2 separate regions of the Homo sapiens genome follow, and region 2 is linked to region 1. A link is a loop called in an ENCODE intact Hi-C map of the cell type or tissue named here. Cell type or tissue: Caco-2. All regions are shown on one strand.

The links. Hi-C counts contacts between places; a loop is a spot of excess contacts. Peaks named below come from ENCODE experiments on the same cell type or tissue, not always from the same donor. Only the 100,000 strongest peaks of a DNase experiment are listed, where the experiment ranks them.
Region 2: it touches region 1 in a loop (6-fold over the local background); 3 of 110 quality-filtered maps call a loop at or near these places.

The regions. Positions count from the first base shown.
Region 1 is chr11:115,224,126-115,229,125 of GRCh38, reverse strand. It overlaps CADM1 (cell adhesion molecule 1), which reads left to right. Exons shown (of 12, transcript NM_001301043.2): 5 at 1-13. Among named protein-coding and RNA genes, the nearest start is that of CADM1-AS1, 170 kb to the left of the region's middle. In Caco-2, no CTCF peak of the experiment used is centred here; a DNase peak (open chromatin) is centred at 2,405.
Region 2 is chr11:115,278,641-115,283,640 of GRCh38, reverse strand. All of the region lies in intron 1 of CADM1 (cell adhesion molecule 1), which reads left to right. Among named protein-coding and RNA genes, the nearest start is that of CADM1-AS1, 120 kb to the left of the region's middle. In Caco-2, no CTCF peak of the experiment used is centred here; DNase peaks (open chromatin) are centred at 2,980 and 3,340; H3K4me3 peaks cover 340 bases.

The DNA of each region.
Region 1 (5,000 bases):
CTAGAAGTACAGTGTGAGTACCCTGGTATCTTATTCTGAGGGCGTAGAGTTGCAGTTACATAGAAACTCTTCAGAAGCCATTTATTCAATGCATTCATTTTATATAGTATACATAGAATTCTTATTTTTGCTAGAAAAATAAAGGATTATTTTATTGAAATATTGTACTGCCATATTACAGAGTGCCAATGAGGATTTGAAAATGCTACATTGAACCCAAAGGTAAAACTGAAATAATATCAATCTGCTCTAACACGTGACTTAATTAATTTCTTTGCATATAGACTGTCATCATTTCTATGCCAACTGCAAAATCTAGGGTAATTTTCCCCCTTTTTTTATCCCATCATAAGTACTGAAGTTTTTATAGAAGGGATTTTTTTCCCATTTACGTCGGCATTTTGTTTTAAATGACATTCCTCCTCTATTTTAGCTTAAATTAGAGCAATGAGTTGAAAAGTCGACTCTTTGGGATCATTGCCACAATCTTGATGGCTTCATCAATAAAAGCTAGATTGTAGTGAGTGAGGTTTTCTCCTTACCATGCCCTGTAGACTGAATATGTTTTCCTCATCTTCTCCTCTGGACCCTTCTGCTTAAAAGGAAAAAGTCTTTTTCTGCACAAAGCCATTCTTATGCCAAGGTTGTGGCTAAGTAGCCAGCTTCTCACTTTGTATTTGGCTTCTGAAAAATCAAGGTGATCTTTGAGTATGCATACTGAAATGTTACCAGAGTTTGGTTGGGATGGTAGTGATTGGATGTCTGATAAAGGAAAAGCTTTACCCTTTGTGAATCATTGGATTAATTTCCTAGGGCTGCCATAACAAATTGTCACAAACTTGGTAGCTTAAAATAGCAGAAACTTCTTTCCTTACAACGCTTTAGGCCAGAAGTCCAAAATCAAGGTTTTGGCAGGACCACACCCCCTCCCACCACAAAGACTGTAGGGATGGATCGTTCATTGATTTTTCCAGCTCTAGGAGTCCCAGGAGCGCCTTAACTTGTGGCTTCACCACTCCACTCTCTGCCTTCATCGTCACATGACCTTCCCCTCTCCTCTGTGGGTCTCTCGTCTGTGTGTTTTTCTGAGGACACTTGTCATTGGATGTAGGGCTCACCCAGATAATCCAGAATGGCCTCATCTTGAGATCCTTAAGCTGATTTCATCTGTAAAGACTTTTTTTCCAAATTCAGCTACAGTCACAGATTCCAAGGGTTAGAACATGGACTTATCTTTGGGAGCCACCATTCAACTCCATACAAGCCCTATTATTTGTCTAAATGATCTGAGCAAAATGGGAAGGCAGGAAAAGTTATAAAAAGTTGCTTCTAAGAAACCATCCCATTCCAACCTTTTCTTAACTCCGTGAGCTTGGCTCAATTTAACATTACATAATGCAGGGTTTCCTCGTTAATTCATTTAATCTGCTTCAATATGGGCATCATGCTTATAATTTTCATATCACTAAAACTATTGTGGTATAATGTCCCTATAATGGGAAAACGGAAATGATCAGATATTATCTAAATTAGCAGATAGTAGATTTCTTGTGACTTTGTTAATATGTAATTCATTTAAGCAAACTTAATATCCATTAACTTTCCTTGTAGGGGCCCATTAGCTTTAATAATACATTAGCTCCTTTGTACGTCCTGAGTAGATATTCACCCAGTTTCCACCCCTAAACTCTTTCAGTATTTTCCCAGAATATCTTTTAAATAGAATATAGTCCCACCCACCTACCAAATTACCCTCACTCCCAAATGCAAAATATTTCAAGCGCTACACCTCCTACTCCTTGGAAAACTTGATAATGATCCTTATAAGCCTTGGTTTCCATAATCTGTAGATTCTAAGACAAGGAATAAGGCTCCACATCTGAATCCATTTGACTTCAATCTAACAAAGTACTGCGAGCCTTTAATTGCAGGAAAGTGACTCTAATGCCCTCCAAAAACAAGGATGCACCAATTGATACTTTAAACTCTAATATGGCACCTTTTTGTGGGAGACTCTGTTTTTTATCCAAGAAAATCATACAAATATTTTAGCCTTTATTCCACTTTTCAGAATATACATAAGGAAAAATATTTTTGTATAAAGGAAAGCTAAGATAATTACAATGCATTATATTAACCTGAATGGAACTTCGCATCTGGTTTGATATCTTAAGTAAGGCTCTCTGTGCTCAAGAAAGTTCACTACCCTCCACTCCTAGAGCACTATTGAGAACTTTGCAGAGTCAGCCAGGAATTCCTTTTGTAGCTTCTTCAAACACAGTTGGAATTCTCTACATCATTTCCTACCAGCTTTACTCTCCTTGAACACTAGCAGCTATGCAGTAACAAAAAGTTTCATTCCTCAAATGCCTGAAGCACTCAGTCACTGGGCCCTGAAGTCTGATCAGTCATTGCCCAGTGCTGTTGATGGCTCAACTCCAGTGCCCCCCACAGCCGTCCTCTCTCTGCAGACAAGTAGCACCATATTTTGATGACCATGAGGAAAGAAGAGACACTCGAATACATGAGATTCCTAGAATAATTTATTCAGTAGCCACTCTGCATGGAGGTTGAATTATTTTGGATGCCTGTGAGGAGTAACATTGCACCTGTATTTTAATGTTGACTCATGCCGTTGAAGTCAGCAGTTCTTAACCTTTTGGGGATCATTGGCCCCTTTAAAAACCCTTTGATAGCTATAGACCTGGAAAAGATGAATACAATCACATATTCACCATATTCTACTTACAATCTAAGGAGTCCATTTACCCCTCAGGGTTTTCCTAAATTCAGTTATTTGAGGACCACTTTCACAAATTTGCCATGTTCATGCATCATCTGTATTTTTACCTGATTTAGAATTTTTCTTTAAGTCACTTTATTGCTTTATCCTAACCAGGGCCTATGTAAAAATATCTATTAAATTACACATTTCATTTGTTATATATAGTGTCTAATAAGCTTTAAAATAAATGTACAACTAATATTTTTCAATGTCCTTTCCTTTGTCACCTAAAAAGATTTCTTATGTTCTCGGTGAGAAACAATAGGTTATCACTAGGAAATACTGATCCCATTCATGGACCTCAGAGTCTACTCCGAGTAAATAAGGCTACCTTGGGGGCAAATCTAATCTGATACTATTGGTATTAAATATGCTCACTTGTTTAAGCCTGGCTGATTTTACACCATGAAGGTTTATGGAAACCTCTCTTTATCCCCATCTAAGATGAATGGATGTTAACCAGGACATGAATAGGGTTAAATGACAGATCATGGATTTGAATTCTACATCAAGTAATTTTTAAAAAATACTATTAAAAAGGAAATGAAATAATGAAAACCTGCGTTATATGTCATTAAATATCTTACTTTAAGTAAGACAGGGAAAAAAGAGAGGAAGGATAAAAAGAAAGGAAGTGTTGCACCTCTGTCCTTAAAATGGAGTGCTACCATATGGCATAGAAGACAAGGCTTGAGCTGCAACTTGGAATTGCTTTTGTCTTGTGGATTTAAGTCCTAATTAATTGAACCAGGATTTTGCAGTGTTTGTTTGTTAGGACCCTTATTTGTGATACCAGGAGAAATTGTTGTGCCCAATTATGTGAAAAATCAGCCAGATGTGTATGCTGTCATACTTTTAATAATCCTTAAGTTTTTGGTGAGTACAGATATTAATTGTGTAGTATGCATTGAAGTGATTAACATCAATGTAATTTATCATCTGGAGATTTCTGAACATAAATAAATGAGTTGTTTTGTTCAGCAAGGTGTTGACCCCTTCAGAATCAGTGAATTAAAGTCCCCCCCCCTTTTTTATTATAAATATGAAAGGCACCACAATCAGCCAAGTGTTCAGTTATTTGATTTTCTGGGGCATTAGCCGCTCTTGTTTGTGACATTTCCCTGTTGGGTGCTCGTTTGCAAGCTCATTAATAAGGTTTTCTCATAGGAACGTTGCCGGGAATGAAGAACATACAGTAGGTCTCTTAGTTTTCTAGCTTTCATTCTGAGACTCAGCAAGGGTACAGCAGCAGCACACAGTTAAATGTTTAAAACAGAAAATAATTATGCTCCCAAGCTGGAAGAGCTCAAAGCTCTCTTTCCTTAGATGTTATGCAGAGAACAGTTTTGCTTTTTAATGTTCCGAGCTGTATGACCCTAAAATCTTTCAGTGCATTTTTTTCTTGCGAATGTCTGTACAGGTGGTGGTGCCCAAATTTACAACATGGTTGATTATAGCAGAGTGTGATACAATTGTAGCACGGTTAGTAGAGCTTCAGATCTGAGGGAATGTACTCTTGTCAAATAAAAGCCTGTTTAAATGGGAACAGTTCACTGTCTGAGCGTTAAGAGAAAACTGTCTAAATAGCATCAAGGTGGCAACACATAGCGACATAAGCTGGGAATTCAAAGAAAAGCTGTGACCCTCAGTATGGAATTCAGATTGCTTTGCACAAGGGAGGAAAGCCTTCCTCTGGACTGGGGTGAATATGAAGCTCTTGAATTACTGCTGTGTGGCTTCTGCTTTCACCCATCATAGCCTTGCTCTTTAAAATGTTTGGCAAAAATCCTCATTTTTTGAGGGTTTTGTGTTTGTGCATATTTTAAAAAAAGAAAGAAAACTCAGAGATGAGTTTTGAAAAGAAGAATGAAAACAAAGACTCTAGAAATGGGTGCTTGAATGCCATGCCTGCTCTGATTATCATCTGACAGTTAATTGTATACGTGGGCATCATTTTCAAAATGAGTTTTATTGACTGAATGTAGCTAGGTATTTTATAAATCCATAGCCCTGTTCATCCAAGGTCCAGAGAAGGGTAGATTTTTTTTTTTCTTTCATTCCCTCAACTGGAGGAAAATTGGGCATTGAGGAGATGATCAAAACCTGTTCTTTATCTGTGCCAAAATAAATGTTTCTCTGGTATCGATAGTGCCCTGCATTGAAGGAGAGAGGAAAACCTGGAAATCAGAAAATCTTTCCTATTTGGAGTGGAGGA
Region 2 (5,000 bases), 55 kb before region 1:
TGGCTGGATGGTAACTACTTTGAGGATAATGGACTTCATTTTATTTTTATGCTGCCTTTTTAAACCCTATAGGGTCTTAAACAGCACTCAGTGGATGGTAAATACTCAGTAAACACTCACTGATTTGCTTAGACCCTCTTCCCTTCCCTCCACCTCTGTGGCTTTACACAGGGATGACTTCCCCTCACTGCGTTCCTTCCAATACCTTCTATAATTTGAAAATGGCTGGCCTCTGAACCTTGTTTGCTTAGGGGCAGTGAACTCCAGCTGATTATAGTCATTGTCTTCTGGCCCTGGGTTCTTGGGCAGCAACATGACTTCCTTCTACCAACCTATCCTTTCTTCCTCAGCTCCCATCGATTTAATTATACTTCAGGCTCTCCAGGCACAGATCTACCATCACCTCTTTTTGCGTAGCCTCTAAAATGCTTTCCTCTTTCAGGGACTGTTTTCCTAATGAGGGCAGAATATAATTTAGAGGCTTAATTTTAGAAAACTATATGAAGCAGCAGACCCATAAAATGTTATGATTCACAACCACTTGTTTTGTTCTCATAATGCAACCTAAACTAAAAAGCCATTCATCAAAGCTATAAAAGCTGTTCATGGCTGTCTTTAGTATATCGTGTGGAGCATAATTCAGCCCACAGAGAGGCTAAAGATGGATTCATGGGGCCATTTGCCTTGGTGTACGTTAAAGGCCAGTAATTTCTATGCTCTGTAGAATACTGTATTTTACTATAAACCCTGGATTTTTTCTTAACCCCACTTAGCTTTCGTTTCCATTTTAATATAAGCATGTCCCCATTTATAACCTCTTCCATCCCCTGTAAATAATTGCCAAGATCCTGACTGTTCCCTAATTCATAGTCCTTCTTGTCTCAGCTACTTTGACCATTTAAGGCGATTGGTGTATGAAGATGTGTTGACCAGAAACCCAAAATGCAGCCTCCATGGAGAGCTGCCTTGGTCATCTGTCTCCTCTAACAACACCCTAGGAGAACCATTGGTCCTCCCATCACAGCTCCCCAGAGAGCAAATTGCCAACACTTTCCTAGAAATGAATGAGGGAACAAAGCTGTGGGCATTCTGGGCTATGTTTTTATAGTGTTGTGATAAGAATGCACTGGTGATTGTGAACCCAAGTTGCTAACTATAGTGTCGTCAGAACTTAAGATGCCTCTTATATTGTGTTCATATTTAAATAATGAGGTCTGACCTTTACATTTACTCATAATCATGTATCTAGGTCATCACGTCACATTTTCAAAAGTACAAGATAATATCCTGGAAGCTAAAGGTTCCAGCCATAGGGTAGATGCAGCTGGGTTTGAATCCTGGCTTGGGTACCAGTTTGGCTGTGCTTCCTTAAGCATGTTACATAACCACTCATTTTCTTCATCTGCAAAATAAGATTACTCACTGAACCTATCCCATAGGATTACTGTGACGATAGCAAAAAGATAATCCATATAAGACATCACCATAGTACTTGGTTCATGGTAATCAGCATTACTTATTCAGTAATTCTTCTTTTTATTAAGAGTCTACCAAAAAAAATAATAAAGCAAGGAACTGGAAGGATCTTATTAAATCTAGACAAACATTTTCAATAAAACTCTAAGATGGATGGCTTGTGTGTCTTTGATACATGTTTTACTTTGTAGAGCTAGTTTAAATTGTGTTGTAAACAGAAGGACACCTAACAAAAAATGAACCAGTTATTTATTTAACCTCATGATTAAATGTCAGTGACATGGTGTTCTTTTTTTTTTCAGTTAGCCATTAAATATAGTATTATGATTTTAAACTTACCTTTTGCACATCAGTTGTTTAGCTGAAAAGTACATTCTTTTTATTTATTAGGAACTAAGCTTTTTTTCATTGAAAACTGCTGTAGTTATAGACAGCTCATGTATTTCCACTTAAGGTGTACCTTGTACTGCATATTTGCCCTGGATCTGAAGATCCATCTTTTTTTTAGCAGACTCATTTTAAACTCTCATAGAACTAAATGATTTCCTTGAAGAACAAGTTTCATTATTTGGCAGATGAAACTGGAGGTGGCCATTCAGAATCTTAAGCTGGATCACACGATTTTTAAAAGCTCAACAACTTTGAAATAAATTCATGCAAAATTTATAATAGAAAAATGGTTAAAAAAATTGAGAATTGTTTTGAAAGTGGCTTTGCCCCCGTTTTAAAAATCTATTTTTCTGCAAGATGTAAAAATAGCATTTATCTTAGTGTTCTCTTTAAGCTCAAGTCTTGAGGGGGACAGTTCCCTAAAATTAAACTCTTTTGGCTGAATTAATACTCCCATGATTTATTATTTTTATTGGGAGTTCCTGGGCATTCCCTGTGCTACAAAAGAGCCTGCCTCCTACGCTCTGGATAAGTTTGTTAGGTCTGTTCAGAATAGCTTGACACAACTATGGTCAGGCATCTTCCAGGACCCATAGCTTTAGGAATGCTCAGGCAAAAAGATACAGTGTGGTTCTTTCTGTAGCCCTTTTCCATAATGAAAGAAACAGATTCTGTCTTGTAGTTGGGTGGATTTTCCCAATCTACCGGGAGTTCAATCCATTTATAGCTAACATTAGGTCAAGGCCAGAGGGGCCATAGCCCTCGCAGTTGTCATTAGTGAGCTCTTATTTCTATTCCATTGAGAAGCTGAAATTGACAAACTGTCTAGGGAGATGTGCAGTTTCTAGCTGCCTGTTTTTGAGCAGAACGCATTAAGGATAGGTCACTTCTCATGGTAGAATTCCTCGTCATTAATCACTGAAAGACCAAATTCCTAGGTAAATAAGTAAACTCGTTGATAAAGCCACATCTTGATAGAAAATGTATCTTCTTGACATCCTCCTGTCTGCCAGCCTGGTCAGCAATGTTGCTGCCCACTCGGAACAGACTGCCTTGTTTAATTCTGTTGATGGAGATACACCACGGATCTGTGAAGATCTGAGTCGTAGCTGTTGCAGGAGGCCTGCTTTGATTTGTATACAATGTGAATAACTCTCTGTGTATTCAGAGTGCTGTAATTTTTTCTTCTTCTATGCCTACAGGGACTGGATTGCCTTATCAGGGTAAAGTTCATTCGGTAGGACTAACAATTAATCCCCTGTTCTTTCTGTTTCCTGCTTTCTTATCTGGTGGCTACATTATATACAAATTCCAGCATTTTTCATCACTATGCCACATAAAGCAGTTTGGAGATGCAAGCCATAAAAAGCTTATTTTTATAACCCCTCTAGAAAGAAAGCTGCTCAGATTCCATTTGAGTGAAAAAGGCATTCCATTTTGTGGCCATGTTTACATCTACTACCTAAACCAAGTTCTGGGAGAATGAGATGACCGGCTGTGACTGATGAGTCTCTATTGTCCAATAGAGTCAAAGAAAAGATGGTATATTTGTTAAAGCTATTCCCACTATCCATGAGCTTCCTGTACACACCACACTGTCTGTTTTGTTTCTCTTGCTTTATAACTTTTGAAACACAGAAATAAGATAGTCTGTAGAGGTTATCAACTCAAGATTCACATCCTTAACTGGATAGCAAATGTCTTACTAATTGAGGCATGTATTTAACTGGATTAAATCCAGTGGCTTGATGTTAGCATGCATTGCGGCCAAGTCTGCTGTCCTTTGATGAGAAGGGGCTTAGCTTTCTACAGCTGTGCAGTATGCGAGTCACGCACTCATCCTAGGGTACTGGCTTGCCGTAATTTCATTTGGGGACAGGGGAACATTGCAGCGTGATGAGCTGGGTAGGAGCTAAATATTTCACATGTAAGAAGGAATATTGTTCTAATTAAACTGAATGCGGTGCCCATGGCAAGATCTGCGCTTAATATATTTGGGTATGTGTGAAAAATTACATATATTTTTTATAAATTTGTCCCCACCCCATCCTTGACAAAAAGCTTTTGTTTTGGATATCATTTACCATAGAGGAATTATGTCATTAAAGGTATTTCATAGCACAATAAAATCTGAAGAGTTGTAACAGTTTCCCCAGCCCTTAAATGTTTTTCTTTAGAAAAGGGAAGAGTTCAGTTTTCACCTATAACTTGTAAAATGAAAGAACAAAATCTCTTTGCATTATCTAATACAGAATCTATTGTACAAATCCCTGGGGTTTTAACTGTTTTTCATTTAGAAAAGAAAAGCAATTATAGCATAAAGTAGATCTTGGATATTCAGGAGAAAATTGGGACTGTGTACAGGATAATTCCCCTTTCTTAGCCTGAAACTTTGCTCTTACATGGTCTTTGTGAAATATTTGGTTGGGGAGGAGGTGGGTAAAAATGTTAAGTATCTGATTTCACTTGACAACCCATTGGTAGGCATTGACTATACCCCCAAATCCATTTTTGCAACCTTGAAACGTCTACTTAATATATTACAATTAGAAATAAGTGCTAATGAGTCTAGTTTTCTGACTTATGGGTTGTTAAAGGGTCTGTCCACAAAGGGCTAGTGGAATGTGGGATTGGAGAGGATGACATTCTTAGGGACAGGATCGTCTTACCAGTGGTCTCTGAAGGTCTGACTCAACTGTCATCTTGATTTGGGTGATTCCCAAATCTGCAGCTTCACCCTTGAGCTCACTTGGAAAATGTAGTCCTACACACCATCCAGCTAGTGGAACACATTATCTACTTTTCCCTGCCCACGTCCTCCAGGCTTCCCATCTTCGGCAGTAAGTCCTAGTCCTCCAGACTCAATCTTGGCATTTTCCTTTATTCCCTCCATCCTCTCTCACCACCATTTTGTGATCAACCACATTGTATAAACTCCTTCCTTGTAATTCTAGGATCTGATCTTTCCTGTGGAGACTGCTGCTCCTCCCTCCCTGGTTCAGGCCAGCATTGACTTGCCTGGCAATGCTCCAGTAACCTCTTCGCTAGTCTTTTTACTTTCATGGTCCGCATTTCCCACCCTTATCACACAACATTCAGTCCTTCTTACAAACTTCTGTAGAATTGTTCTTCGT